Regions from separate parts of the Homo sapiens genome. Here region 2 is linked to region 1. Evidence: chromatin loops called from intact Hi-C (ENCODE). Cell type or tissue: HepG2. All regions are shown on one strand. Each heading gives the region's core, and the rest is flanking DNA. Links, peaks and the distances in the headings are about the cores only. Region 1 holds the start of LDLRAD4-AS3 (LDLRAD4 antisense RNA 3). Region 2 overlaps LDLRAD4 (low density lipoprotein receptor class A domain containing 4).

Region 1 (15,881 bases), core at 2,593-10,592:
TGAAGTAATCTTTAAAATGGTGCTCCGAGCATAATTTTCATATAGTAACACATAGTTTGCAATTAGTTGTCTCTTTCAGGGATAATGGAATTGTTCAACATAAGAAAATCAGGCCTGGGCACGGTGGCTCAGGCCTGTAATCCCAGCACTTTGGGAGGCTGAGGTGGGCAGATCATTTGAACCCAGGAGTTCAAGACTAACCTGGGCAACATGGCAAAAGCCTGTTTCTACAAAAAATACAAAATTAGCTGGGGGTGGTGGCGGGTCCCTTTGGTCCCAGCTACTTGGGAGGCTGAGGTGGGAGGATCACCTGAGCCTAAGAGGTTGAGGCTGCAGTGAGCTGTGATCATGCCAGTGCACTCCAGCCTGGGTCACAGAGTGAGACCTTGTTTCACCAAAAAAAAAAAAAAAAGGAAAATCAAACAATATAATATACCACATTTATAGAATGAAAGAAAAAAAATGAGATCTTCTCAATAGACACAGAAAAGGCATTTGACAAACTCTTAACCTTCTTTGATTATAAAAACACACAAAAACCTAGAAATAGAAGGAACTTCTTCAACAAGATAAAAGGCATGTCCTCGTCCAGCTGGGTGCCTCTAACAAAATACCATATACGAGGTGGCCTGTAAACAACAGAGGTTTATTTCTCATTGTTCTGGAGGTCGGAAGTCTGAGATCGGGGCACCACCAGATTCTGTGTCTGGTGGGGGCCTGTTTCCTGGTTCATAGATGGAACATTCTTGTTATATCTTCACATGGTGGAAGGGGCCAGCCAGCTCTCTGGGATCTCTTTTATAAGGACACTAATCCCATTTATGAGGGCTCCGCCCTCATGACCTAATCACCTCCTGAAGGCTCCACTTCCTAATATCCTCACATTGGTAATTAGGTTTCAACATGTGAGTTGTAGTGGGGCACAAACATTCAGTCTATAGCAGGGTATTTATGAAAAACCTACTAATACCATACTCAGTGGTGAAAGCTTTAAACCCTAAGACAAGGAACAAGAGAGGATACCCACTTTTACCAATGCTGTTCAACATTGTACTCCAGGTTCTAGCCAGAGCAACTAGACAAGAAAAAGAAATAAAAGGCATCCAATTGCAAAGAAAAGAATGAAAACTATCCCTGTTCAAAAATGACATGATCTTATGTATAGAGTATCTCCGAGATGCCACAAGAAAGCTACTAGAACAAATAGATGAATTCAGCAGAATTGCTGGGAACAACATCAACATGCAAAAATCAAGTGTGTTTCTATACATGTGCCATGAACAATCTGAAAAGGAAATTAACAAAGTCATTTCATTTAAATTAGCTCTAAAAGAATAAAATACCTAGAAGTAAATTTAACCCAGGAAGAAAGATTTGTACACTGAAAACAATACAAAATATTGCTGAAAGAAATTAAAGAATACCTAATTAAATGGAAAGACGTTCCATATTCATGGGTAAGAAGACTTAGTATAGCTAACACATAAATACTACCTAAAGCCATCTACAGATGCAATACAATCCCTATCAAAATTCTAACAGCCTTTCACTTTTGCAAAAGCTGATCTTAAGATTCATATAGAATTTCAAGGCACACCTTACAGCCAACACACTCTTGAGAAAGAACAAAGTCAGAGGACTCACACTTCCCAGTTTCAAAATTTACAAAAGTACTGTAATCAACACGGTGTGGCGTGGACTTCAGGATAGATGCATAGACCTATGAAGAGAACTGAGAGTCCGGACATCCACACAGCTATGGCTGGATGATTGGATGATTTTTGATAAGGGCTCCAAGTCCATTTAATGGGAAAGAATAGTCTTTTCAACAAATGATGCTGGGGCAACTGGGTTCCTGCATCAAAAGAAGGGAGTTGGACCCTATCTCATATCAGGTACAAAAATTAGCTTGAAATGTATCAACGACTTACATTTAAGAGCCAAGAGCATAAAATTCGTAGGAGAAAACATAGGGGTAAGTTTTCATGATGTTGGATATGGCAGTGGATTCTTAGCTATAACACCCAAAGTATGAACAACAAAAGAAAAAAAAACAGATAAATTTGACTTTATCAAAATGAAAGACTTGTGTGCATCCAAAGACATTATTAAGAGAGTAAAAAGACATCCTACAAAATGGGAGAAAATATTTGCAAGTCATTTATCTGATGAAGGCTTATTATTCAGAATATATAAAGGACTGCAAATCAAAACCCCAATGAGATACCATCCCACACCAGTCAGAATGGCGATCATTAAAAAGTCAGGAAACAACAGGTGCTGGAGAGGATGTGGAGAAATAGGAACACTTTTACACTGTTGGTGGGACTGTAAACTAGTTCAACCATTGTGGAAGTCAGTGTGGCGATTCCTCAAGGATCTAGAACTAGAAATACCATTTGACCCAGCAATCCCATTACTGGGTGTATACCCAAAGGAATATAAATCATGCTGCTATAAAGACACATGCACATGTATGTTTATTGCGGCACTATTCACAATAGCAAAGACTTAGAACCAACCCAAATGTCCAACAACGATAGACTGGATTAAGAAAATGTGGCACATATACACCATGGAATACTATACAGCCATAAAAAATGATGAGTTCATGTCCTTTGTAGGGACATGGATGAAGCTGGAAACCATCATTCTCAGCAAACTATTGCAAGGACAAAAAACCAAACACTGCATGTTCTCACTCATAGGTGGGAATTGAATAATGAGAAGACATGGACACAGGAAGGGGAACATCACACACCGGGGCCTGTTGTGGGGTGGGGGGAGGGGGGAGGGATAGCATTAGGAGATATACCTAATGTTAAATGACGAGTTAATGGGTGCAGCACACCAACATGGCACGTGTATACATATGTAACTAACCTGCACATTGTGCACATGTACCCTAAAACTTAAAGTATAATAATAATAAAAAAAGAACTACTAAAAGACTCAACAACAAAAGGACAAATAACCAAACACAAAAATGGGCAAAGGGCTTAAATAGACATTTATCCAAAGAAGATATGCAATGACCAATAAACAAATGAAAACATACCAAGTATTCTTAGTTATTTGAGAAAGGAAAATCAAAACCACAATGAGATACCACTTCACACCTACCAGAGGGGTTATGATTTTAAAAATCAGAAAATAACAAGCATTGGCAAAGATGTGGAGAAATTGGAACCCCTTTTTATTACTGATAGGAGTTTACAACGATGCAGCTACTATGGAAAACAGTTTGATGGTTTCTCTACAAGTTAAACATACAATTACCATATGATGCAACAATTCCACTCCCAGGTGTACAACCAAAATAATTGAAAACAAGGACCGGAACAGATATTTGTACCCACTGTTCATTACAGCATTATTCACAATGGCCAGAGAGTGGAAATAACTTACAAGTCTATCAACTGATGAAGAGATAAAAAATGTGGTATATACACGTGATGAAATATTACTCAGCCATAAAAAGGAATGAAGTTTGGATGAACCTTGGAAAACATTATGCTAAGTGGAATAAGCCAGTGACTAAAATATAAGATATGACAAATATATGATACTGCTTATATGAAATATCTAGCATACACAAGGTCAGAGAGACAGGAAGTGGATTAGAGGTTACCAGGAGCTTGGAGGAGGGAAGAATTGAGACTTTACTGCTTGATGGTTACAGAGTTTTGTGTTCAGGGAAGAGATTTGGAAATGGATGGTGGTGACAGTTGCACAACAGTGCAAATGTTAGTAACACCACTGAATTGTGTCTCAGTTACTGGGAGGCTGAAGAGGGAGGATTCTTTGAGCCAGGGATTTGGAGGCTGGCCTGGGCAACATAGTGAGACTCCATCTCTAAAAATAAATCTAATAATGATTAAAGTGGCAACATTTGTTATATATATTTTACTACAATAAAAAGTTAGAAAAAATCGTGGGACTATTTGGAGTGCAATTAACAACATTGAGTTTTATTTCTCCTTCTCCAGACTAACATCTAACAGGTCTGTGGATCAGAAATGATGGTGGAGCAGTTGCCCTTTGACATAGCGATAGACCGTGTGGAAATGGTATTCAGTAAGCCCTTGACATCCAAAGGGGTGCACATGCAGACCTTTGCAAATCTCCAATAGAGGGCTGCAGAAATGTTTGTAGAGTCTCTTGACTTTCTTCAGACTCATATTTTCATAGAGAAATAAGTGTTTCCTGCGTATTTTCTCACCTGCAAGTTTAATCTCTCATGAATGGTTGTGTTTCATGAGGAAATAAAGTTTTCAGCACTTTGGAAGTGTGTATAAGGATGGTTAGAAAATCATACTGTCAGGTTGAGATGTGGATTCTCATCCTTCCGCCGGCACCTCACCAACCCAGCACTTGGCCACCATCCTTGTGGCACGTAATTCATGTCTGCCACAGCAAAATAGCCAATGTCCTGGAGCCCTGAGCCCTGTGAGATGTGTAGGAAGTCACCCTGCCCCTGTCTGGCATCTAGTATGAGCTCTAGGCATGTTTGTTGATTGAGTTAGTGAGTCAGTCACTGTCAGTCAGAGGCACATGCTGGGATGTGTTGCGGGAAGTGGATCGCTGACCCTCTGGTCATGGCACTCCCGCCTTCCTGCTCTGGTATGGGCCTGGATGAGGGTGCAAGGGTGTCTGCTGGGGTCAGTTCTGCTTCCCCAGATCCCAGCCACCCTCCTCAGCCACACACAGCACTGACCTCACTCCCCATGCGCTGCCCTGCTCTCAACTTCCACTTCTCCCCAGTGTCTTGGGCAAGCAGAGTGCCCACAAAGACCCCTGTTAGGACGCAATGCCTAGCAGGGGTCTTTGTGGCCCTGGTAACCGCCCTCTCCCTCTCCACCGGCCACTGCAGCTGCATTCACCTCTCCACGCCCAGGCTGCCCTGGTGAAAAGAAGCTCGTTTGTAGACAAAGTGTGGGAGTGTCTTTACTGTGGGTGAAAGAGCAAACTTGGGGATCTCTTTGCAAAGTGCTGGAGATTGTTAATGATGTCATAATTAGTAGGCAGCACTCAAAGTGTTATGACATCATTAACCAGTGATTGTTGTACTCCGTGGCCTTTCTAACTGGCTTGTGATTGGGCCCCAAGGCTGCCTGGCCCTCCGTGAGACCATGTCTGAATAGATACCTGAGAGTTAGACCCATGCGCTGGGTCTGGCTGAGGCTGTGTGTAGATCACAGCAGCGTGAGCACTGGCTGTACCTTTGCCCTGTCCTGCTGCTCTCACTGTCTGCTGTGTCGGGACACTGAGCAGAAGTGGCGGTGGAATGCACACAGCACAGCGTGTCACAGTGCGCATGGGCTCCCCACTGGAAGGGATGTAGCATTGTTTTTCTTTCGTAATGGAGAGAAGAGGGGAAGAAAAGGCCCAGGCACTGGTTCTCCAACTCTTGTACATCCGGTCACTGTCCTGAGATTCAGAAGGTCTGGGGTGTTCTGAGAATTTGCATTTCTGACAAGTTTGCAGAGAGTAATGCTGATGCTGCTGGTTCAGGGACCCACTCGGAGAGTCAGTGGCCTGGAGCACTGGAGGGCTCCGTGGAGCTGGGGAGGGTGGAGGGATGACGGCCTCGGGATGGCACAAGGAGGTGCCGGGTGAAGAGGAGGTGCCGGAGGCAGGATGGAGCAGCTCACAGTGGTACCTGGGATGGCCCCGTGGCTTCTGCCAAGCCAAATTCTCCTGTTTCATAAGAATTGCTCACCGGTGAGACTCCATTTTTCTTGAAGAACAGTGTTGTTTGTTTTATTTTATTTTCTTTCAGGCATATATAGAATCTTTGGCACTATAAAAAGCATTTACCGCATAATTAATATCTAATTGTTCCCAGAGAAGACACAATCTTATAAGGGGAAGTCATGGGAAGAAGGAAGCTCTGGTCATAAAAACACGATTTCCACCTTCTGTGCAGAGAAACTGCACTCTTAATTGTAGGCAGAAGGGTTTCGTTTGGGTGACTTCATCTTCACCACTGGAAGACGCTGCCCACCTCCCAGCCAACCCCCTCCCCAGACCGAGGGTGGACGGGCCTGGCCGTCAGGGAAGGCCTCGCATTGTGCCATCCAGCCGGGGCTTGGCCATGGCCAGTCTGAGGCAGTGTGGGCTCCTGCGCCTGTTGTCTTTGAAGTCCCTGCAACCAGATCAGCTCTCTGCTCTCTGAGATCCCAGGGCTGTCGAGCTCATTGAAGCCTGCAAATGGGACAGCACTGGCCTTCCTCCTTTTCATTCAGCCACTGGACGGGGCTGGCCCACGAGCCAGCAGATAAAAGAAGTCATTTAAGCTTTGATTTCAGATAAAAGACTTGAGGTTCATGAAATGCTCCAGCATAACAGTGCAGCTTCTGTTCTGTGCTGCAAAACACATTAGAATACAAACAAAGGGGCTGCTCCGTGGAGCCTGCAGGATCCCGACCCTGTCCAGGCTGGGTGCCAGGTCTGAGGGTTTGGGCGTCCTCTCCGCCAATGAGAAATCCACCTGGCGGCCTCCTCTGTCCTGTTCACCCACCCACTCCCATCCACTCTGTCTTCTTACCTTAATTTGCACCTACTTGGCCTTAATGTTGGCAGAAAGGTTACGGAGAGACAGTTTAAGGTCAAGTGCAATAAAATGATTTCATTTACACATCACAGAGGTCCCTGGTTAATACACTGCAGAATGTTCTATTCTCATGAATAATCTTGCTTCACAAACATACTCCTTGTTTGTTTTCACTGGGTAGAAAGGGACAGGTTTCATAGTTAACAGCGAGCACATCTGAGCAAACACGTACCTCTTTTTCTTGAGTAATGTGTAGAGAACATTTTGTGGTAGTGTTTATGTCTGTCTTTTGCAAACGTTAGAAGATAGTGTTAATTCTTTACTCATCATCTCAGTATGTCATTATCATTCTCTGAACAGCATTTGTTTGTAGAAGTCAACATTAATTAATCTTCTCAACTGAAATGAAAATACTTTATGGGAATACACTGAGAACCCCCCGCCCCCGCCTGCCAGCACATCAGATGGATTGAAGCATTTGAAGGCAGAATATAGTTCACAGAAAAAGCAAACCTAATTATAACCTAAAGATCATACATCAGGTGAGTTATGTTCATTTCAAAACAGAGACATTAAAAATGTGTCTTCTTCTTGCCCAGGCAAAAATCCCACAAGGGTAAGAAAGAGCACGTGGCCTGGATTCTTCATCCCATCTCCAGCTTCTCTAGTTGTTTATTGTAGGCATTTATCCCATAGTCTAGGTGTTTCTGCATGAAAATCATATCACAGCCAGACAGATTCAAAAACCTAGTGGGGGCTGGGCACTGTGGCTCATGCCTGTAATCCCAGCACTTTGGGAAGCTGAGGCAGGATGATAGCTTAAGGCCAGGAGTTTGAGTCTCTACAAAAAGTAAAAATTAGCTGGGTGTAGTGATGCATCTGCAGTAGTCCCAGCTACTCAGGAGGCTGAGGTGGGAGGCTTGCTTGAGCCCAGTTGGAGGCTGCAGTGAGCTATGATCGTGTCACTACACTCCAGTCTGGGCAGCACAGTAAGATCCCATCTCATATATATATATATATATATATATATATATATATATATATATAACGTTTACATTTTATATATATTTATAATATACATATTATACAGGGGCGGGGCTTATACACCAGATCCAAATTCAAACACTTTCTTTTTGAGAGACGCAACCTCAGGCCCCAAAGTGAAGTTCCTGAGAGCCTGTGGCATTTGTCTCTGATCCAGGAACCACCTTAACCCCAGACAAATAGGACCCATGCTCTTGCTGATGTGGTTTGGCTCTGTGTCCCACCAGATCTGTTGCTGAATTGTAATCCTCAGCATTGAAAGTGGAGTCTGGTAGGAGGTGGTTGGACCATGGGGGTGGTTTCTTGTGAATGACTTAGCACCATCTGTTTGGTGCTGTTGTCGTGGTAGTGAGTTCTCATGAGGTTCGGTTGTTTGAAAGTGTGCAGAACCCGCCTCGTGCTCTTTCTCTCCTGCATTAGCCATTAAGATGTGCTTGCTCCCCCTTTGCCTTCGCCATGATTGGAAGCTTCCTGAGGCTTCCCCAGAGGCAGAAGCCACTATGCTTCCTGTACAGGCCCCTGCAGAACTGTGAGCCAGTTAAACCTCTTTTTTAATATAAATTACCCAGTTTCAGGTATTTTTGATAGCAGTGTAAGAACAGACTAATACAGCCGCTAAGCCGTGAGGAATCCTCAACCAGCCCAGCCCCTGCAGCCCTTGGGCTGCACATTTCCTAGGTCAGCCTGCAAAAACCCTGAGTCAGACATATCCATCCCAACCTCAGGAGTTAGACACGTGTCAGATTCAAATGGAAGCAACATTGGGAAGCGGCTTCCAGCCCACTGGGTGCAGATCCAAGCCATTGCTCCCTCCATGCAGGACAGAAAGTGATGGTGTGGCCAGTGCAGCAGTCCTGATACCCCAGTGAGGACTTCGGGGCCAGGTGGGTCTTGCTCCCTTCCTCCTGGACCCAGAGGATGGTCTGCAGGGGAGCAGAGGAACTGGGATGGAAGTGAAGCCAGTGCCTGGCCAGAGGGAGAGGGGCCACAGGTGCAGATCATGAGAGTGTCTGGAGACTCCAGAAGTAGAGTTGATTCTACCCCACACCTACCTGGCACCTTGTCTCAAAGACAACAACAACAAACAACAAAAGGTCTTTGTCTCCCGAGGTTAGGATGGCTATGTCTGACTCGGGATTTTTGGGTGGCAGTTAGAGAGGACTCAGGCTGACCCAGGAAATGTGCGGCCCAGGGGCTACAGGTGCTGGGGTTGGTGGAGGATTCCTCATGGTTTAGCATGAGCTGAGTCCTGCTTATCTGGGGTTAAGATGGTTTATGGGTCATAGACAAATGCCATGGGCTCCCAGGAGCCACAGTTTGGGGCCTGAGGGTGCTTGCCCTGGGTCTGGGGTGGCTCCTCTTGATTGCTGGGAAGCACCCAAAGAAGCCTTAGTCACATCCAGTGTTGACGTGACTCCAGAGGGAAGTGGAGCAGACAGGAGCCTCAAGGGTGCAAACGTTAAGTTTGCTGTTTTCAGTCTGTGCTTGGCACTTTCCTCACTAGATCTTTTTCACTTAGGTTAAACAATTCTTTCTCCCAGTATGAGGAATGCCAGATTCACAGTGGTGGCTCTGTTTTTTGTTTTGTTTTAAGAGATGTCTCACTCTGTGGCCCGGAGACAACAGGATCCCTGGAGCCCAGGAGCTCAAGGCTGGTTCACTGCAGCTTTGATCTCCTAGGCTCCAGGAATCCTTGTGGCTCAGCCTCCAGAGTAGCTGGGACTCTGGTGCTCGCCACCACACCCCGCTGATTTTTTTTTTTTTTTTTTTGTAAAGACAGGTTCTTGCTGTGTTGGCCAGGCTGGTCTTAAGCAGTCCTCCTGCCTCAGCCTCCTAAAGTGCTGGGATTACCGGCATGAGCCACTGGGCCCTGCCTGGCTGTTCTGTTTTGTATCAATTAATGCAGTGTGTTTTGTGGCCAATGTCCTGGGTGTCTTTGTAGCTTATGGTGCACACGGACTCCCATTACCCTAAAACACAAGAAATCTTGTGAACAGCCAACAAGACCTGGCCTCTTCCCTCCAGAATTCACAGCCTCATCAGGAGTACATATGAAACAGCTAGCTCACAATAAGCAGCCGTGCATGACTCCATGCTAAACTGTGTGGTGCAAATAATAAAAGACACAGTCATCAAAGGAGTCAAGGACAATGGTGTAGAAAGGTGGGGTATGACTGTGCTTCTGACTCTAAGGAAGAAGAAAGGACATTGCAGAGGAACGAAAGAATTTGAGCAAAGGGATGGAGGAGGAAATGGAAATGGTCTGATCACAGGTGCCCAGGAGATCGGCCTCATTGGAACAGGGTGTTTGTCAGGGGAACGGGAGGTCAGCCTCATTAGAATGGGGTGTTTGTCAGGGGAATCTGAGATATAGTTTGGATTAATCCGGGGGGACCAGACTGAAGGGTCTGTAAATCTGTAACAGATTTAAAACTCGGTATGTTGGCACATGGATGCCTTAAGTGCCTGTGGCTTCCTTATGGAAGGGGCTCTGCTTTGTGGGTGAGAGGTGGCAAAGTCACGTTCAGGGGTCACATCTGGTCCAGACGCATGTTTAACTTGGTGTGTACACCTCACTGTTTTAAAAATGAAGTCCTCAGTGTTTAAAAATTAGAAGTAAATTGCCAACATTAAGACTGAATTAGGAGACTTCATGTTGAAAACCCAGCCTGGGCCGGTGGCCCACATCTGTAATCCCAGCACTTTGGGAGGCTGAGGCAGGAGGATCGCTTGAGTCCAGGAGTTTGAGACCAGCCTGGGCAATGTAGCAAGACCCCACCTCTAAAAAAAGTTAAGAATTAGCCTGGCATGGTGGTGTGCACCTGTAGTTCCAGCTGCTCAGGAGGCTGAGGTGGGAGGATCCCTTGAGCCCAGGAGATCTAGGCGGCAGTGAGCTATGATTACACCACTGTACTCCAGCCTGGGCAACAGAGCAAGAACCTGTCTCAAAAAAAAAAAAAATCCAGTCATATTTCTTGCAAAAAATGGGAAGATGCAGTAGCAGGTGGGCCACGTGTCCCCTGTCCCTAGGCCCTCTCTGTCTCCTCCACACAGAGGCCAAGAGCCTCTGCAGGATCTTGAGGCCCATGATGTTGTTTGCTCACAGCCCACTTCACTCACTGTGGGACCTGCTTGGTGCCTGGTGAGGACTGTTCCTGCCCCTAGATGTGGTCTCCAGCAGATATTTGCTTCAGCTTATATTTTTGGACAAAGGAATGGAGTGACATGGATAATATTTAAATTGGAATGGACTATGCCTTTTATCTGAAAAAGTTCTCTAATTATATTTTTCTTATCCTTTTTGATGTCTCAAGAAAACTCACTAAGATCCGTTTATACAAACATGTTTGAATTTGACCTCACAATGGACTAGGCTTTGTAGGAGACTGAACTCATGGTAATGAATATTAGTAATTTTGGTGGAATTTTTCTGTGGTAAAGAATGAAACAAGGAATACCAGGAGGATTGGGCCCTAATTTTCCCCAGAGGGGTCCTTCTTTTAGGCCTCACTTTATCTTCTAGCAAGACAGCTGTGGTGTTAGACTTCTGCTCCTTGGCCTAAAAAAAGCTGGGGCCCCGACCTTCCTGGGCATGGGCGTTTGTTGATGGAACCATGGTCAGAAGAACAAGGAAGGAGGTCCATGAGGTGGGAAATGCACGCTCACCCGAGAAAGCATCCAGCAGCAGGTCCTCTGTGGCCACCCAGCTGCCTCCATGACCCATGAGAAACAGTAGCAGAATGCTTCTAGAAGAGCCCTCCCACCTGCCTCTATCAGGCGGGATACTTGTCATGCATTTCTCTTCAGTACTGGCAGAAGCCCAAGCGGAGAAAACCTGACTCTGTGCAGGCAGCATGGCTTGGATGTTGATCTTTGGAAACAAAGAGGAGGCTTTCAAAGGCTGAGGGGAGAGCTCAGGTCATGGGATTATGGAAAGGCAATTAGAGGTGTTTTCTAGACCAAGCCCCTCTTTTCATAGCTGAGAAAACTACAGTTTGGAGAGCAAAGAAGTGAGCCCAGGGGATATCTAAGTGCTTAAGTGACCCCGCACCTCTCGCTCCTTTTGATGAGCCATGTTCGCATTTTGGAAGGAGAAAGGGGGTGCAGAAGAGGCGTCTGATGCAGGCCCTGCTGACAGGCAGTCAAGGGCATCCCTCAAGTCGATGTAGTCAAGGGCCAGAGCTGCAGGAAAAATCCAGCAGGCACATCTCACTGGTTAGGGGAAACTGGCGGCTTTTCCGTGGTCCCGGGCTCGGATAATGCATCTCAGATCAACGAAGGATACCAAAGGCAGGTGCTTTTTACTCATCTGCTCCCACTGACTCCTTCGTCCCCCTCCTTCCTGCTTCGGACCTACTTCTGATACAGTGAGGGAGAAAGACAAGAGTGGCAAGACAGTGTATTTTCTCTGGAACATAGTCCATCCTCCCCTCCTCACGGTCTCTGCCTGAGCTCAGAGCCCCATCTGCTTTCCCCCAGACCCTCTTGACTCGGGGTTGTCTGAGAGCCTGCAGCATTGGCATCACCTGGGGCTTGTTGGACATGCTGACTCTTGGATTCCACCCAGGCCTGCTGTAGCATATCTTCTACTGTAACGGAATCGCCAGGTGATGAATATACACATCCAAGTGTTGGTGTGCTGCCCTAGAAGGTCAGGATTAACAGTTGGTATTTTCCCGTTGTCCCAAGCACCTATTCTCCTTTAATCCATTCTGAACATCAACTGGGTTCTAGTTTGAAAACAAAATTCAGCTGTGTCTGTTCTTTGCCTAAAATCCTTGCTTGGCTTCACATTGCTTTTTTCCTATATATCAACAATAAACAAGTGGAATTTGAAATTTAAAGCACAAAACCATTTATAATAGCATGCAAGAAATTAAATACTTAGGTAAATCTAACAAAATATGCATGAGATTTATATGAGGAAAACGACAAAACTGATTAAAGAAGTCAAAGAAGTCAATGGAGAAATATTCCAAGTTCATGGATAGGAAGACTTAATATAGTCAAGATGCCGGTTCTTCCCAAATTCATAAATGGATTCAATGCACTCCTCATAAAAATCCCAGTGAGTTGTTTTTTGGATACGGAAAAACTGATTCTAAAGTTTATATGGAAAGGGAGACTGCCTGGAGTAGCCAACACAGTACTGAAGGGCAAGAGCAAAGGAGGAGAAATGACGCTGCCTGCCTTAAAGACTTACCATAAAGCTACAGGCATCAAGATAGGTTGGCAAAAGAACAGACAGATGGATCAGTTGACAGAGCAGACAGCCCAGAAGCAGATCCACATAAAAATATGGCCTATGAATCTTGACAAAGAAGTAAAGGTAATACGGTGGAGGCAAGATTATCTTTTCAACAAATGGTACTGAAACAGCTGGCTCTCCACATGCACACACAAAAAATTGAATCTAAACATAGACCTTACACTTTTCACAAAAATTAATTCAAAATAGATCACAGGCTTAAATATGAGACATAAAACTTAAAACTCCTAGAAGATAACATAGGAGAAAATCTAGATGACCTCAGGTTTGATGGTGATGTTTTAGATATAATACAAAAGGCATGGGGCATGAAAAAAATAATTGAGAAGCTGCACTTCATTAAAATTAAACATTTCTGCCCTGTGAAAGACACTTTTAAGTCATTGAAAAGAGGGCTGGGTGCAGTGGCCGACATCTGTAATCCCAGCACTTTGGGAGGCCAAGACAGGCGAATCACCTGTTGTCAGGGGTTGGAGACCAGCCTGGCCAACATGGCATAACCCCATCTCTACTAAAAATACAAAAATTAGCTGGACATGGTGGTGGGTGCCTGTAATCCCAGCTACTTGGGAGGCTGAGGCAGGAGAATCGCTTGAACCCGGGAGGCGGAGGCTGCAGCAAGCTGAGATCGCACCATGGCACTCCAGCCTGGGCAACAGAGTGAGACTCCATCTAAAAAAAGAAAGAAAAGAAAAGAAAAGAAAAGCCACAGACTAGAGGAAAATATTTACAGAGACAATCTGATAATGGACCAAACTATACGAAGAACTCTTAAAACTCAACAGTAAGAAAAAAGAAAAAAACCTGATTAAAAAATTGGCCAAAAATTTTAATAGACACCTCACCAAAGAAAATATGCAGATGGAAAATAAGCATATGAAAAGATGCTCCACACCATATGTTATCAGGGAAATGCAAATTAAATAATGAGATCCCACTGTATACCTCTTAGAATGGCCCCAATCCAGAATACTGACAACACCAAGTGCTGGGGAGGATGTGGAGCCACCGGAACTCTCATCTATGGCGGGGGGCAGCCACATTGGAAACAGTTTGACGGTGTCTTTCAAAACTCAGCATAATCTTACCATATGATCCAACAATTGTGCTCCTCGGTATTTACACAGAGGAATTGAAACATTATGTCCACACAGAAACCTTCACATGGAAGTTTATAGCAGCTTTATTCATCATGGCTAAATCTTGGAAGCAACCCAGATGTCCTTCAGTAGGAGAATGGATAACTAAACTGTGGTACATCCAGACAATGAAGTATATTCAGCACTAAAAAGAAATGTGCTTTTTCTTTTCAAGCTATGAAAAGACATGGAGGAAACTTAAATACCTGTGACTAAGTGAAAGAAGCCAGTCTGAAAGCTACGTACAGTGTGAGTCCAACTGTGTGACATTCTGGAATAGGCAAAACTGTAGAGATAGTAAGAAGATCATTGCCAGGGTAGCGGGGAGGGAGGGACGATTAGGAGGAGCACAAAGGATTTTTAGGGCCGTGAGCCTATTCTGTATGGTACTGTAGCAGTAGATCCATGGCAAAATACATTTGTCCAGACCTGTGAGAATGTACAAGAGTGAACCCTAACGAAGGCCACAGACTCTGGGTGATGAAGGAGTGGTGGTGTCCGTCCATCAAGCGTAATGATGCGCCACTCTGTGTGGGATGTGATCATGTGGGAGGCTGTGCGTGTGTTGGGGGTGGGAGGCAGAGAGCACGTGAGAAATCTCTGCATGTTCCTCTCCAATTTTGCTGTGAACCTAAAACTTCTCTAAAAATTAAGTCATAAATTCTGACTGGAGCTTCATTAAGTGGAAGAATGCTTTTAAAGTTAGATTTGGGTCATGATGACAAATGTTAGAAATAAGTGACCTGGAGTAGGAAGTGGAAGGTCATCCAGCCTCACAGACACCCATGACTCCCAGTGAAAACCCACGTCCTGGCTGTCAGCCGTGTCAGCCAGAGCCTTGACTAGTGTGTCAGCATCTAAGAAACATATAACATTGACCTAAGCAAAAGTCCAGCATTCTGGCCTGATCGTTGTCTTCCTGGGAACTCTGGTGTGGGAGCTGTGGATGCACATGTCCTAGGGACGGACATGGGGTGGGGCAGACATGCATGCCAGACAGACAGACACGCCAGTGTGGGCTGCACAATGGCTGAGCCTGACCTGGAAGCTGAGAGCAGTTTGGAACATGTGTGGCTGTCCTCCCGTCATCTTCTGCCCTATCAGAAGATGGGCAAATTCTTCTGCCCTGTTGAGAGTGAACACCCTGCTTTGAGAGGTTGCCTAGCTGGGGAAGCGGGGACAGGACACGTGTCTGGAAGAGGACAGAGTCTTGAGGCAGACACTTCCCTCTCCTGTGCCTCAGCTCTCACCTTGATGCTCCAACTTTGTGGATGGCTTCCTCTGGACAGAAGGGGTGATTCAGGTTCAAAGCCTGAGAAGCGGGGGCACGTGTAGACGCTGACTGTGGCTTGACGCTGACTGCTGTCAGCAACATGATTTCTGAGGCATGTGCTGTGACACGGTTGTGCATGGCCCCGTCTGCTGGGAAGACTTCTGGTGGCCCTCGAGCTGTGACCACCACCCAAGACTGGGCCCCTGTTGTCACTGTTCCTGTCCCCCAGTCTCCACCCCCTCCCCACCGCACGCACCTCTTCTGGGGCAGCAGTGTTCTCTCGCTGGACACCATGGCTCATGTATTCATTCATTCAACAGGCGTTTATCAAGTGCCTGCTCTTAGGCAGGGTCCTGAGCTGGGCCTGAGGCTCTGAAGGGATCCAGGCAGGGCAGCCATGTTCTGTTCTCCATGAGCCCCTCTAGGAAGGGAGGATGGTTAGATTCATCATTATGGGAGTGTCTTGGACAGAAGGCTTCAACTTAGAAAAGATCTCCTGGAGGAAATGACAGAGCGTGAGAGGTGAGTGGAGTTTGCTGGGCAGGAGGGGGAAGGCAGAAGGCTCACAGGGCAGGAGGGCAGAGGGCGGAGCAGGGCTGG
Region 2 (15,881 bases), core at 2,700-10,699, 69 kb after region 1:
TGGGTAACGCTATACTGGTTTTCAAAGTGGCTTTAACATTTTGTATTCCAGCCAGCAATGAATGGGGGTTCTGATTGAGCCACATTCTCATCAACACTTGATATTATCAGTCCTTTTACCTTTAGTCATTCTGGTGGTTGTGTAGTGCATCTTACTGTTGTTTGAATATGCATTTCCCTCATGACTAGTGATGTTGAGCATCTCTTTATGTCCCTCTTGCTTATCTGTGTCTTTACTTTTGTGATATGTTGTTTTAAATCTTTTGCACATTTTTTATTGGGTTGTCTATTGATTTGTAAGAAAACTATATATGTTTTGAATACAAACTTTTTGTTAGATATATATTTTCCGCAAATATTTTCTCCTAGTCTGTGGTTTGTTTTTTGTTTTTCTTAGCTGTTTTCAAAGATGAAGAGCTTTTTATTTGTATGAGGTCCATTTCATAATTTTTCTTATATAAATTGTGGATTTCATGTCCTGTTTAAGAAATCTTTGCCCAACCTAATGTCACAAAGATTTTCTCCCATGTTTTCTTCTATAAGTTTAACAGTTTCAGCTTTTATGTTTAGTTCTATGATCCTATCAAGTTAATTTGTGGATATGGTATGAGTTAAGAGTCAAGTTCACTTTTTGAAATAAAGATACAATTGTTTCAGCTCCATTTGGTGAAAAGGCCATCTTTTCCCCCATTGAATTACCCTAGTACCTTCATTAAACAATAAAGGACCGTATAACATTGAGTGTCTTTTTGGAGTCTCTATTCTGTTCCATTGATCTGTAGGTCTATCTGTATACCAATATCATTGTCTCTTGATTACTGTAGATTAATAGGAACTCTTGAATCAGGTTAAGTTCTCCAACCTTATCCCTTTTCAAGACTATTTTGGCTTTAGGTCTTTTCCTTTACATAGAAATTTTCAATTTAGTTTGTCACCTATTCGAAGAAGTATGCTAGGATTTTAATTGCAGCTGCACTGAATTGAAAGATTAATTTAGGAAGAATTTCCATCTTAATAATAGTGAATCTCGCAATTCATTAACATGGTATATCTCTCCATACACTAAGGTCTTTGATTTTCCTTTTATAATTTTCAGTGTACAGGCCATACACACCTTTCATTAAATTTATTCCTAAGAATTGTTTATGCTCTTGTAAATGAAAGTATTTTAAAATTTTCATTTTAAGTCACTGCTGGTTTAAAGAAATACAGTTGATTTGTGTACATAAACCCTGTATTCTGTGACTTTGCTAAACTCCTTTATTTGTTCTAGTAGCTCGTTTGTGTATTCTCTAGACTTTTCTTGGCATAAAGTCATATCTTTTGAACAGAGACGCTGTTTTACATCTTTTTTTCCCAGCCTGTATGCCTTTAATGTCTTTTTTTTTTTACTTTACTGCACTGTTCAGAACCTTCAGTACAAACTTGAATAAAAGCATTTAAAAAAATAGGACATGCTTACTCTGTTCCTCATGTAAGATAAAAAGCAAGAGCTTTTTATGACTGAGTAGTAATATGAGCTGTATGTTTTTTGTAGGTACTTTTAATCAGATTGAGGAAGTCTCCTTCTGTTCCTACTTTGCTGGTAGTTTTTACAATAAGTAAATGTTGAAATTTGTCAAATACTTTTTCTGCATCTATTGAAATGATTATATGTTTTTTTCAAATATTCTGTAATTATAATAAATTGTATTGATTAAGTTTTCAGATATTAAACCAACCTTACATGTTTGGGATAAATCCCATTTGGCCATGATGTATTATTCCTTTTATATATTGTTAGATTCTGTTTGCTAAAATTTTGCTAAGGACTTTTGCATCTGGCTTCATTAGAGATATTGGTCTGTTGTCTTCTCTTTCTTATGATATGTTTATCTGGTTTGGTATCAGAGTAGTATTGGTTCATAAAATGAATAGAGAAATTGTCCTGTTTCCTCTATTTTCTGAAATAATTTGCATAAGGTGGTATTATTTCCTTTTTAAATACAGTCATGCATTGCTTACAGAAGGGGGTAGGTGTACTTACATAAACCTAGATGGTATAGCTGACTGCACACCTAGGGTATATGGCAGCAGTCCCCAACCTTTTTGACACCAGGGACCGGTTTCATGGAAGACAAGTTTTTCCATGGACTGAGGGTGTGCAGGAGGATAGTTTCAGGATGAAACTGTTCTACCTCAGATAATCGTCATCAGGCATTAGTTAGATTCTCATAAGGAGCATGCAACCTAGATCCCTCACCTGCACAGTTCATAATGGGGCTCACACACCTGTGAGAATCTAATGCTGCTGCTGATCTGACAGGAGGCAGAGCTCAGGAGATAATGCTCCCTCACCCACCGCTCACCTCCTGCTGTGCGGCCCAGTTCCTAACAGTCCATGAACCGGTACTCGTCTGCAGCCCAGAGGTTGGGGACCCCTGCCGTACAGTATAGCCTGCTGCTCCAACCACCATTATAAATGTGGTCCATCATTGACCAATACATTGTTATGAGGCACATAACTGTATTTAATAGGATTCATCAGAGAAACCACCTGGGCCTGGAATTTGTGTGTGTGTGTATGTGTGTGTGTGAGAAAGAAAGAGAAAAAGGGAGATATTTAATTATTATTTAGATTATTTAACTGATACGGGGCTCTTCAGTTTTTCTGTTCTTTCTTATATTCATTATCATAATTTATATCTTTCAAGAAATTTGTCCATTTTCATCTAACTTGTTAAATCTATTGGCACAAAATTATTTATAATATTGTTTATTAGCCTTTTAATATTTGTAGGATCTGTAGTGGTATTTCCTCTTTTGTTCTTGATCTTGGTAATTTATGTCTTCCCTGTTTTCTTCTTGCCAGTCTAGCTAGAGAACTTATCAGATTTGTTGATCTTGTCAAATACCCAGCTTTTCTCTTCATTCATTTTTCTCTATTACTTTTCTACTTTTTATTGAATTGTGTTCTTATCTTTATTATCTCTTTCCATTTACTTACTTTGGAGTTTGTTTTTCTTTTTCTGATTTCTTAAGGTGAGAATTTAGAGAATTGATTTTATGTCTTCTTTTATAACACAAGCACTTGAAGGTGTAGACATTCCTGTAAGCACCAATTTAGCTGTATCTCACAAATTTTTAATTGTTTTATTTTTACTGTGATTCAATTCAAAATATTTTCCAGGTTACCCCATATTTTTTTCACCCATTTTAAAGAATGGGATAGTAGAGTATAAATGAGAGAAAAAAATGCAGCTTTCCATTCACATATTTCTTGGATGTGAAGAGTCTCATTTAAAATTTTGATGTCTATGATTTTTTTTTTTTTTGAGACAAGGTCTCAGTCTTGCCCAGGCTGGAGTGCAGTGGCACAATCTCAGCTCACTGCAACTTCCGCCTCCTGGGTTCAAGCGATTCTCCCACCTCAGCCTCCCCATTAGCTGGGACTACAGGTGTATGCCAGTATTCCAAGATAATTTTTGTATTCTGGAGTACAGACAGGGTTTCACCACGTTGACTGAGTTGGTCTCGAACTCCTGACCTCAAGTGATCTGCCCACCTTGGCCTCCCAAAGTGCTGGGATGACAGGCATGAGCCACTGTGCCTGGCCTTATGACTCTTACTGGGAATAAGCCTTCCTCAGGGAAGTCAGGCTCTGGTTAGGGCTTATGGCTCTAGAGTTTATCTGCTTAATGATGTCTTTGAAGAAATGATGAGTAATCTTTCTCTTATTTGTCCCTAGGAGGGAAATTAGGGTTAGTGTTTTTGTACCTCCTTGGCTCTTAATGAGAAATTCAGTTTCCTTTGGTGTAACTTTTGATTTTGGCTTTAATTCCCCTCCCCTCGTTACAAAGAAAAAACAGAGAAGTAGTTTCTGCCAAGTACTCTTTTTCTCAGAGTAGAGTGATTGCTTTTATAGGCTTGTTTGAGTGATAAAAGCTTGTTAGGAAATCATCTTTATGCCTTCCCTGCAATGCTTTATTTCGAGACCTCTGGGGAGACATGGGGTCCAGGAAATGGGTGGGGAGCATGTGACTGTGTGAGCGCAAGGACCCACGTCAGGGAGCAACTGTGTGCTTGTTTGAACACCAGCTAGCTGAAGGAAGAGGTTATTCAGGTAATTGCTCAGTCCCTAAACGTAGCTCAATTTCCTTTTGTTATATTTGCATAGAAAAAGAGCTGTTCAAGGGAGGAACCAGAGCACGAAAAAGCTAGTATTTCTCTTTTGCCAATAGGAAAAACAGATGCAAGCTCTTCTTGACTTAGTATCCTTCACTACAGAAAGCCCTTTTATGTTTTTGTGGATAAACATAGATTATTTTCCACCCCCTTTCCTCCTCTTTCAAGGTGGCTATCTGACTCCATGCACCTATTTAGTATTTATCACTGTTGTGATATTTGTGCTTTCTTATTTGCCCAAATGGGAGAAGCAAATGAAGTAGGTATCATGATCACTGTGTCTTGGTGGGAGGAAAGACATGACATCTGAAATTAATGGGACTAATGTAAGGATTGATATTTTCATATTTGCTCAATTGCATCCTGGGTTAAGCACATTCAACAGGTAAAGAATTCACTGTCTAATTATAATTCTTCTTTCAAAAAAGAAACCCATAGTGCATAAAAAAGAAGTGTAACCAATGTCAACACTGGAAGGGAGAAACAGGTGCTGGCAGACAAATGTCCTGACATGGGGCCACATTGCTATGCCTTGGGCTGGCTATGGCCACCTGGGTCCTTGAAGACCACTGTCAGCCCACAGGCAAAGTCCTGTAGGCCCTGACACCCCCAGGGTTGGGGCCGATGGAGCCAGGGTCACCCGCATGCCAAAGCTCCTTCTGGCCCAAGAACAGGGAAATGAGGAAAGTCCACAGTCAGAAGTTACGCAGCCAGATGCCAGGGAGGTTGAGTAAAACAGAATATTTTGTTTGGTTTGTTTTCATGCCAAATCTTCCCAATTTATCTGTGTTTGTCTTTTTTAAAAAATACAAGTTTTAAAAAAACTAGCAAAAGATATGGGCCAAGAAATTGAGATCCCCGTAATTCTTTGTTTAGTCTGTAAGGCAGAGTACATTTGCATCTGAAATTAAATGGCCATTGAATAAACACAGGGACTCAATATTTGTAAGGGCACTAATGTTTGCAGATGTCTGCAGTTGTTAAGGGCAAGCCAAGGAAACAGGAAATGCTGGGACTCATATTTTTTTTCTGGAAGAAATGGGCATTCCAAATGCATCCTATATAACCTTTTTTTCTTCTTCTTCTTCAGGTACATCCATAATAGTTTCTGAAAGGTATTCAATCCTGGTGGAGAGCTGGAGATGTGTTTATGCTGGGGGTTGTTAAATATATTTACAGCCTTTTCAGAGAGTTCCGTGGGGGTTCGTCAGTGGTTATTTATTAGTCTGCTTCAACATCTGCTGGCTGGAAAATAATCTGTCCAAGGCAATTCACAGGAACATTATAAATTGCTTCCGATTATAATGAGCAGTAGGAAAGGTAATTTGAGGGAAATTCCACGCATGTTAGTTACAGCGTGTCAGAAGCAAGATCTGGTGTGAAATGCCCAGAGAATCAGTGTCTGCTGATAACAGTTATAAGATGGAAGGTTCTGGGTGTCTCGACCGTGTTTTTCTTCCTGTCTCACTTCTGGGCTTGCTGGGCAACTTGCCTGCTTGCTGGGGTTCTTTGGAGCCTGTGGGCACCTTCATGTGGGCACTGAGCAGAGCCAGCCCTGCCCCTTCCTGCAGGCACTGCCAGCGGTCCCTGAGTGGAGGTGGAGGTGGAAACCTTGAGTGTTGAGGCCCCTGGGGGCTGCTGCATTCTAGTTTCCAAGACAGAGTCTGCAGAGCTGTGGCAACCCTCAGAGGCCCACACACACCTCCAAAGCCAGCCCGACCCCGCAAGGCACTCTCACCGGGGTATAAATTGGTGCTGCCATTTTGGAAGACATTGGAGGAAAACGCAACAAAATGTAAAATGTGCAGACCAATCTCCTCAGCAGTTTAGACCAATGACAACAATAACTATTCAAGGACACTCATTGCAGCAGTGAAATGCGTGGTCCACTTTAAGTTGCTTATTATAATACTGAAAACTTGGACTGACATTAACCAGTGCCAACAATAGGGACTTGGTTAAAGAAATTACAGAAGGAAATTCACTCTATACTGTTCAGTGGAAAACAATCAGTGAGAAGCATTTGCTCATATATGCAAAAGGGTGTGCACACTTGGGTGTGTGTACCGAGATTACTGGAAGAACAGTGTGAAGAGTGGTCTCCTCAGGTGGTGGGAGTCCCAGCTTCCTTTGTGAGACATGAGCATGTGGAGACTAGAACTGGTCTTTCTCATAGAAAGACTGTTGGTTCTGGTGTTCTGCACTCTGCACGTTTCTACTAATAATTAAAATACTTACTGCCTCTGAGATGCCTCCGGACACCCTTCTGAATCACAGTGTTCAGAAATGCTCTCTAAATCAGGAAGGTGTGGATGACCTTTGGACCTTCCCTGGTGTGAGGAGTTTAGCACACTGAGAGTAATATATGAAAAAGACCGCCAGGCGTGGTGGCTCACACTTGTGATCCCAGCACTTTGGGAGACCAAGCCAGGAGGATAGCTTAAAGCCAGGAGGATAGCTTAAGGCCAGAAGTTCGAGACCAGCCTGGACAACATAGTGAGATGTTGTCTCTACAAATATAGCCCAAAAAAATTAGTGGGGTGTGGTGGTACATGTCTATGGTCCCAGCTACTGGGGAGGCTGGGGTGGGAGGATCCCTTGAGCCCAGGAGTTGAAGGTTGCAGTGAGCTGTGATCATGCCACCGCACTCCAGCCCTGGCAACAGAGTAAGACCCTGATTCTAAAAAAGGAAAAAGGTCACTCTCTACTCAAGTTCTACTTATATAACAGCAATGCAGCTCTCTTCATAAAGCTGGCTGTTGTGTAGTTTATGTTGGGGAATCAGTTCATGGTTTAAAAAGTTCTGTCAATGCAGAGAACAAGCCGGTGTGTTTTATGGAGAGGCTGTTTAATCTCCACTGTGAGACAGTAAATATTTGGCTGTTGCATCATCGTGAAGCTTATGATCACAGTCTGGCGCCATCTCCCTCCTTGCCTGGAGTCTGATCTGTCCCGGCCCAGTGTCCTCCAGGACCCTGGCCCCTCATGCCTCCGTGCTTGCGCGTGTGCCATTTCCTCTCTCCAGAGGACCTTTCCTGCCTAGGACTCATGATTGTCCCCTCCCTGGTAAGCCATCCCCGACCTTCCAGGCAGAACCTGCTGGCTTCTCCTCAGCACTTTGCATGGATTTCTGTCACAGTCCTGGGTGCACTGTGTCGCCCTCTCTATGTGTCAGCCTCCCGTCCCCTACCGTGGGCTCCTCCAGGGAGGTGTGGACATTCATCCTCTTCCAGGCAGCCCTCAGGAATCCAGGGAGAAGATAAGGAGGCGGGGCGGGCGGAGGTGGGTGCTCCACACACTCAGAACACTTTCCTCTGCACTTACTTCATTCTGGTTTTTCTTTTGGGTCCTTGGTGTTTTTAAATAAACCCTTTCCTGTAGTTTGCTCCCCTTCCATGGAGGGCTGTTTCGAGCACAGATCTGCTGGGTGTCTGTATTTACAAAGAGAAGGGGCCACTCGTGTGTGAGCAGCACCGAGGGACAGAGGTACCTTGCCTGCTTGTGTCCCCTCCAAGTCCTTCTGATATTTTCCTTTCCAGCTGTTGCCTAGTTTCCTGGTATTAAGGAGAATCAACTCTCTGGATAAACGTGGTAAATATGGCCCATAGTCCCATCTTTTTACAGGCATTTTTTACACCTGGAGCAGCCAGAGGACGCATGCATGGCTCTTCGGAAGGTAATTTAGGGATCACCCATGTAAGTTTCCTAAGGATTTCTTTAACATGGTTCTTCTGATTCAGTCCGGCCAATTAAATCTAAATCCACCCCTGAAAGCCATCTGGTGTGGATAACAAGCCCACAAATGAGCAGTCAGCTTTTTGTGCCCTTTAGGGCCTGGGACAACCACGGGATCTAAAAGGGGCTGGAACTAGAGGTCTTGAGCTCCTGTTCCTAAAATCATCTTCATCCTATATCTGCAGCCTTCTCCTGCCACGGCATGCACCCACACATGCGAGCCTCCCGGGTACTGTCATCCTGAATTCTGAGACCATCCAGCACTTCCTTTAGTTTTGCCCTGGTGCTGTTGACTTTTGTTTACTGAAGAGTGTGCTGGAGGCAGGACAAGGGACATGGAAGGCTGCAATTTAAGAGTCTAAAAGGTTTTAGAATCCTGAAGGAGGTTTAACAAGCTGAATTGAAGAATAATACCTTTCTCAACTGGAGAGAATTTACATGATTGCATTATTGTTAAAATTAACATCTCATCTATTAAAAGCATTTGTAGATTATCTTTGTACCTTCACTTTCTTTGTCTGCCTTACATTAGGTCTCAGAGGTAGATTGGTGGAGTCACCTGGAGTTTGTTGGTGACTTGGGGTTTGGCTGGCCTGTGGAGTCAGCCAGACTCTAGCTCTGATCCAGATTCTGCCCTTTATCTCCTCTGTGCCCTTGGGAAAGTCAGTGAAACTTTCTGAGCCACAGTTTCTCCAATAAGGAAAAACGACCGCCAACGGGGCTACCTGTTGAGCCCTACCTCCAACAGGGCTGCTGGGAGGATTAGCCAAAGAGATGTCTGTGAGGGAAACCAGCACAGACTCTGGCATGGAGTATGTACCCGGGGATACCAGGACGAGGCCTGCCCCGAACGTGCAGGCCCACATACGTGCATACGTGTGGACGTGCACATGCATGCACACAGTGTGCACACAGGGTGAGGCACCGTGAAGCTGAGGCCGCACTTCTGGGCTTTCAGCCTTGGCATTGTGGTTTCCATCGCTGGGCCTGCTATGAAGCCACGCTGCTTTTCAGAAATACCTTCAGAAATGAGATTGGGAAACTTTAGTGAAAAACGTGTTGATTGCCTGAGGCACTGCTCTGCCTCCGGGCTGTTTTCCTGGAGTGTGATTTCCCCGTCAGAGTGCTGCAGTGGGCCAGGGACTTGTCTAGGGTGCCATGGAGGCACAACTGTTGATTATGTTAATAGGATAAACAAACCTTCTTTGACACCATAAATAGCAGACGCTGTGCTTTCCTCCCCACCTCCTGGGCAGGGAAAATATTTGAAGCTGGAAGGAATTGAGCCCTGAGCTTAATACAGTTACAGACCCAGAAAGAAAACAAAGATGGGTACAAAGATGTGTTTTCAGGAGACAGAAAATTGTGAAATCAACCCATCAGTCGGCCCAGGACTGGCTCACCTTGAGTGGCTCCTGGTACAGTGACTGCTGTGGATGGCAGCCTGCATGGTGGATGGGAAAGCGGAGTTCGTGTGGGAGACAGAGCTCTCGCGAAGCTGTGCTGTTTTCTCTTAAGTAGGCTAGAATGGAGGACAACTTACAGGTAGACCTAACTGCAACCTGTTGACAGTGAAGCTAAAGTCCGAACACACCCGTCACCTTTCAGAGGACAGACAGAAGCCATCTTTATAATAGTGATTTTGCACAGACCAAGGAGAGGCTAGGTCCAACCGTTTCAGCTGCCGCCAGGAAAAAGGGTCCAACTCCCTGGAGCACATCAGAAGGTTAGACGTCATGGCAGGTGATGGTTTGTCTTTTTTTTTTTTTTTTTTTTTTAATGTGCTCCTTTTATTTTCCAAATTTTCTAAAATGAACAAGTATTACTTTTATAATTGAAAGTATTATTAGAGAAAACATACATTAAACTTTCTTAGAATGTAAACATCCACTGTGTGAAGTCAGTCCCAAAGTTTTAACGGCCACGCAATCTAGCCTTATCCAGTGGTGCTCCCCAGAAGGTCCTCAGCTGAGAGAGTGGGGTGGTGTTAGTGGCCTCCTCTTGATGGCCCAGCTGATTGCAGGGGATCTCTGGGATGCTGCTGATGGAGTACCTGGGAAGATGGCTCCAGGACTCTGAAGGGCTGCGTGTTTTTGATCTTGCTCCCCGAGCCCCAGCCTCTTTGACCACATCATTGAGCTGCGCACGTTCAGGGCAGACGCCTGGAACTGGAGAACTCTAGGGAAGCAAAGGGGACTCCTCGGGGACTCTGATCTTTATGTCCAAGTTATATATCAACGAATCCTTTTGGCAACACCAAAATGTATGGTGAGCCCTTAGTTAAAGTGTGGGAAAACATGAAAATGATCAAATATGAAGTTTGCAGATTAAGACCAATTCAATGGCCCTCCATTGACCAGCGAGAGAATCATCCTGTGTCATCTTGTCTTGTCCTGCTGGGATCCACTAATGGCTTTCTCCTTTATGGAGTCCTGTGCTGAGGCCAGCAGTAGCTCTGGTTACTCTTCCACACACACACCTTCTTCTAGCAGCCGGCCATGAGCAGTGCGGTTTCTTAGCTGCAAACAAGCTGCGGGAACTGAGGAGGGTGGGAAACTGGCGGGGCAGGAAAGAGACAGGAGATGTTATGGAGCCAAGCAAGCTAATTTATGACACCAAGCATACTCAGTGCCTGCTGTGCACAGGTCACAGTGGGGTGGAGCCTTCCAGGGGTGGAACATGTAACCACAGCTCAAAAGTCAGGGAAAGCCAATGGGGCAGGATGGAGGCTGGGAAGGACCCAACAGGTGAGAGTCAGTGGGCTTCATTTGGGAAGTCATAGTCACAGAGCTGTCCTCAATCCTAAGCCAAGAGGGAGTTTCTTAGCAGCAGCAGTGAAGGATAGGGTCGGGATGCAGTGTTCATAACTGTGGGATCACAGGCCCATTACCTTCCCCCTCTGGACCTAAGTTCCCTACCTGTGAAGTGAGAGCCTGAGGCTGTTCGGGATTAGGGCAGATGGTTTAGCCCCTGCTTGGTGGGGAGTGGGTGGTAAAAGTCAACAACAGTTGAGGCAGGGGACTGGGTTTATGTTCACAGATGGAGAGATGGGTGCATTCAGCCTGGACCCAATGGCTGTCACTCATCAAGTGGAAGGTCAAGGGGTAAGGGAGGGGAGTTCAGTGAAGCAGCTCTGCCGGGGAACCAGCAGGCCAACTCCACCACTAACTGCTGCTCGGGAGTAATTTGTCTAACTGAAGTGGCTCAACAATAAAAGATTGAAGATGGCCTCCCCTCCCCCCTCCCCTCTTGCTTGCCTGACAGAGTCTTGCCCTGTTGCCCAGGCTGGAGTGCAGTGGTGCAATCATAGCTCATAGCAGCCTCAAATTCCCAGGCTCAAGCGATTCTCCTGCCTCAGCCTCCTGAGTACCTGGGACTACAGGTGTGCACCACCATGCCTGGCTAATTTTTGCATTTTTTGTAGAGACAGGGTCTTGCTATGTTACCCAGCCTGGGTGGTTTTTTTTTTAAATACCACACACTACTGCCATGTGATGTCACTGAATAACACTGGTGGAATTACTCAGTACCCTGGCACAAAAGTAGTCCGTGTGTGCAGGGAACTTCATGCAAGCTCATTAGGCCTGATGCTGTCGGGCACGTGGTTCCCCCATCCGCCATCCCCACTTTCTCAGCTTAGAGAAAGCGGTGATCTCTGAGGATTCTGTCGCTGACATCAGTGAGGGGCTTGCCAGATGATGAAGCGGCACAGAAAGGCAGTGTCTCTGTTAGGTTATGAAATAGCCACACAGAAAGCCAGTTGGCTTGGAGAGGGGGTTTCACTGATCTCCCTTGACAGAGGAGTCCCCTTCTTTTTCATTTACAACACTTGAGATGAGAACATTTGACATTTTGGCTGGTGAGGTGACACTGCGCAGCTGTTGTAATTTTTGCCATCTTGAAATTTATTGATGCTAGATAAGATTGCAGTGGGCCCCGATGTTGACAAGTAGAGCTCTTGTGCCAGTGAGAATTGTGCATCTGTCTTCCTTTGTTAACCTGCTTTCTGTTACTGACTTTATTTCCATTAAGTCATCCTTTGAGGTAGGAAGGAAGAAAATGTACCACTTCGTCATTTACTCGAGTAGCATCCATTAGGGTCCAGTGATTTTAAAGTTACAGTCACAGATTCTGGGCTTCTTTGAAAGCTAAAACTATTTGAAAAATTAACTTTCTGCACAAGCTACTTGAGAGTAAAAACAATGTCTTAAACTTGTTAGATGATCCACCAGTGTCTAACTTTGTGCGTCTGCTGTATCAGTGTCACAGGATCCTTAGGGTGTTGCTTCACCCGCTGGAAACCTTGTAGCCGGTGGCACCTTTGACTGAGTTTTGCTCAGGCCCACTGGGCTCGTTCTGCCCACTCGACCTGGCAGGCTGCACTTGGCTTTCAGTCCTGGCCCAGATCCCACACCTGTCAAGGGCGAGCCAGGTGCAGAGTGGCGAGGGGTGCATGAGTGAGTGAGCGTGGAGTGTGGCCACTGTACATGGCCAGGCATGCTGTCTGCAATGGGGTGGGCAGCTCCTTGCTGTGGCTGGACCAGGCATACCACAAGCGGCTTCCACTGTGGACACCGGGGAAGATGGTGGTGCCCAGAAGTTTGGAAATGCTAGGAAGTGCAGAGCCCCAAAGAGGGTGTCACAGCCCTGGCTCAGGGAGCTCCTCCTATGTCTGGGCTCCCCAAAGGGCTGCAGCTTTTCTCTCATTCTCTCTTCTCTCCTTCTTGTCACCCACAACATGGCAAGCAGGAGGGTGTGTTTCAGGCCTGTTTGTGTTACAGCTCTTTCAGTCCCACCATTCAGTAGGTCCTGAGTTCTTGTCCTGCATCCAGAAGAACGAGGTACCCAGACAACTGGAGGGTGAGCAAGTCAAAGAGGTGCTTTATTGAGTGACAGTATAGTTCTCATGAGTCCCGAGGTGGGTAGCTCCTATCCACAGGCAGGTCATTCTGACAAATGCAGCTCTCAGCAGAGAGGAGACCCAGAGTGGGTGGCTCCTCTCTGCAGGCAGGTCATCTTGTCATCTGCCTGAGTCTGGCTGAGTCTGGGGGGTTTTATGGGCTTCAGAAGGGAGGAAGTAGATGCTGATTGGTCCATAGGCAGCCATTGGCAGGCCTGGAAAAAGCACCGTAAGTTCTCACTCTGGCCAGAAGGTGGGGTTAGTCACCAGGGACCTGCCCCTTTCCACCCAGGAGCCTGTCTGCCTCCTGCTGCTGTTCATGGCATTCATGGCGCCCAGGCTGTTGGTGCCAAGGGGTGCCTGCAAGCCCAGGCTGAGCCACTTTCAGCACCCCCTTGGCCTCCTTCCCCTGCTTGTTGGCACCCAAAGTCCAGAAGGGGCCAAGGGCAAGGGGCTGGGATGTCAGTGCCACTCCAAGTATGTGCACACCTGGTCAGGTCGTAATAGTGCCTGGGCTCAGCCACAAGTTTGCTTCAAAATTGGAGTGGGTGCTGGGAGTGGGGAGAGGCCAGGCAGTGGGAGCAGGCACTTCCAAGCCTGCTGGGGCACGGGGTGGTTTCTGGGCCTCCAAGAGTCCAGGGGTGCAGGGATGCCCATGTCCACAGCTGTGGCTGGGGGGCTGCAGCTATGCCTGGGAGAGTGGGGCTCCTGCCCCACCAACTTGGAAAGGGTTAGGGCTCCCACCTGTTCCTGGCTCCTGCCTGCTCCAGGGAGCACACGGCCCCACCCATGCCTCCCCTGCTGCAGCCAGCATCATGGCAGCGGCCATTCTAGACAGGCCATTGCTGCCATCATTTGTACCTAATAAATATGAGATGGGATAATGCAAGGAATACTTTTTTCATTTTACCATCTCAAGATGGGGAATCTATTAATTATTTCATGAGTCCTAAAGCAACTTCTTGAATATTCAGCTCCCCAAAAGCAAACAGCTACTTAGCCTAGCTGATTCTACAGGGAGTTGCATTTCGCTTTTGTCACAAATGGATGCTGGTGTGTGCCTCACAAAGTCATAGTTGCATGTGGTGTGGGGGTGGGCTGGTTGAGATGGCATTATGATGTTTCAGAAAAGCTGTGTAAAGATGAGAAATATTTGCATCCAGACACAGAGGGAGGCACCATGCCAGCATGTAATTTGCCAAGCTCCCTGCTGGCAGTTTAAATGCCCTGTTGATTTTATTAAACATTCTTAATAAGAAGTTGGAGTTTTGTTTAGGCTAAAACCATAATGAAAACAGCTGTCTTCATTTCTCAGAAACAGTGAGATTGTGCAAGGATGAGGAATCACGCTGGATAGTGGAGCTGCCATGGTCCCCAGCTGGGGTGCTGCCCATGGAAGGTACTGGGGATGTCCATCAGGTGCTTCTGGGAAAGGGCCCAGGAAGACCAGACGGTTCTGTTCAGTTTATTTTATTCACGGAGGCATTTTAATGGGAGAACAGATCTATAATTGTGTTTTAACATTGTCTGAAAAAGGGAACTGAATCTGAGTGTCTGAGCTGTGAGCGTGAAACATAGAAAGGCCGTGGCTACCAAGAGCAGAGGACAGTGGGTTCTGCTGGAAGAGGGAGGAAACTTAGAGAACAGACAAAGAGTTAAAATTAGCCCTGGCTGGACCATGTGTGCCGTAGACCAGCAGCACCCTATGCAGCTGGGGCAGCCTTATTTTAGTCTGTCCAATTTTAAAGCTTCTGGCATTTGGTTGTCTTGCTTCCTTGTTTTTTCTGGGGAAGCCAGCAGCAGACAGGTCAAGAAGGCAATTTTGCCATCAAACAGAACTAGGTTCAAATTCAGGCACCACCGCTTTAGAAGCCAGGGAAACTTGGGCAAGAGTCTTCATTTCTCTGAGCTGCATTTCTTCTGTATAATGGAGATGATAATTCTGCCTCGTGGATTCTTCTGAACTGCTGCCATCATCCGACTAGCATATTTTAATCCAGCAACGTTTTTCTTTCTTGGAGCATTGGCCACGTGCCCACACAGGAAGAAAGCAGACACAGTTGCTGTCTACAAGGGGGCAATGGGCTTACTATCTACTTAACATAAGACTTGAAAACAGATTACCACAACATGACAATGTAAGTTCTATCATGGAAAAGGGTTCCACCAAAATGTTATAGTGGTCTTGGAGGGAGAATAAGGGGCAGCTTCATGAGGAATATAAAAACACAGAGCCCTGAGCTGACAGACACACACTTCACATGTAATAGGCAAATGGTTTCATTCACAGAATTGTTTCATTTCTGTGGAGGGAAAGCTAGCATAGGAAAAAAACCTTCAACTGGTTGGTGTTACGCAAATTATGATGGATGAAAACAAAATTCTTGAACCTGTCATGGGTCTGTGGAGAGACGTAATACTGGGAGCTGCAGAGGGCTCGGAATAAGTCAAAGCTCGAGGGGCTAGAGGGTGTCTGGACGGCTTACATCATAAACACATGCTGTGAGAATGAGAAGGCGTCCCTGAGGACGGCCAGGAGGAAGGCTCAAGGCATGAGTGCTGGCGATGTTGATGCCATCAAGACGATGAGTCCCGCCGAGCAGCCTTCCACAGTGGGTTTAGGAAATGGCAGCCTTGGGAGCTGGCCCCTGCCAAAACGTAAGCCGAGGAAGATGAGAGGGGCCTGGCTGACAGCCCTCCGGCCATCCAGATCTAGGGGCGGTGGAGAGAGCCTGGGAAGAGCGAGACTCCAAGTCCGAGTCCCGCTGTGAGTGGTGTCCAGAACCTGGCTCCAAGTCCCTTCCTCTGCGAGCAGGCAGGGCCGACTTCTGTTTGGGATGTCCCATTCTTTGCCTCCCTTGGGCCCCCTCCTATGAGTACAGATGCTGTCACCGTGGGCAGAGATGGCTGGCCACACCACCCTCCAGTCATGCCCCCTCTGTGCTCATTCTCATCACCCAGCCCAGGGGCTTGACCTCTGCCTCTGGGGGATAGCAGAGCACTGGGCCCTTCTTATCTTCCGTGTGCCTCCCCAGCAATTTTCTATGCATCTCTAAATTACACCCCTACGGCCAGTGCCACTT

Evidence for each region. Hi-C counts contacts between places; a loop is a spot of excess contacts. Peaks named below come from ENCODE experiments on the same cell type or tissue, not always from the same donor. Only the 100,000 strongest peaks of a DNase experiment are listed, where the experiment ranks them.
Region 2: it touches region 1 in a loop (3-fold over the local background); 6 of 110 quality-filtered maps call a loop at or near these places.

What each region holds. Positions count from the first base shown.
Region 1 is chr18:13,466,077-13,481,957 of GRCh38, forward strand. The region is part of intron 4 of LDLRAD4 (low density lipoprotein receptor class A domain containing 4); the gene reads left to right. LDLRAD4-AS3 (LDLRAD4 antisense RNA 3) reads right to left here and starts at 4,942. Exons shown (of 2, transcript XR_007066301.1): 1 at 4,718-4,942; 2 at 3,951-4,222. RefSeq lists enhancers at 7,948-8,449, 8,450-8,949. In HepG2, for the core only: no CTCF peak of the experiment used is centred there; DNase peaks (open chromatin) are centred at 5,255, 6,215 and 9,155; H3K4me3 peaks cover 1,293 bases.
Region 2 is chr18:13,535,232-13,551,112 of GRCh38, forward strand. All of the region lies in intron 4 of LDLRAD4 (low density lipoprotein receptor class A domain containing 4), which reads left to right. Among named protein-coding and RNA genes, the nearest start is that of MIR4526, 68 kb to the right of the region's middle. RefSeq lists enhancers at 6,657-7,180, 7,181-7,702, 12,814-13,763, 15,027-15,528. In HepG2, for the core only: no CTCF peak of the experiment used is centred there; DNase peaks (open chromatin) are centred at 6,490, 7,020 and 9,290; H3K4me3 peaks cover 1,506 bases.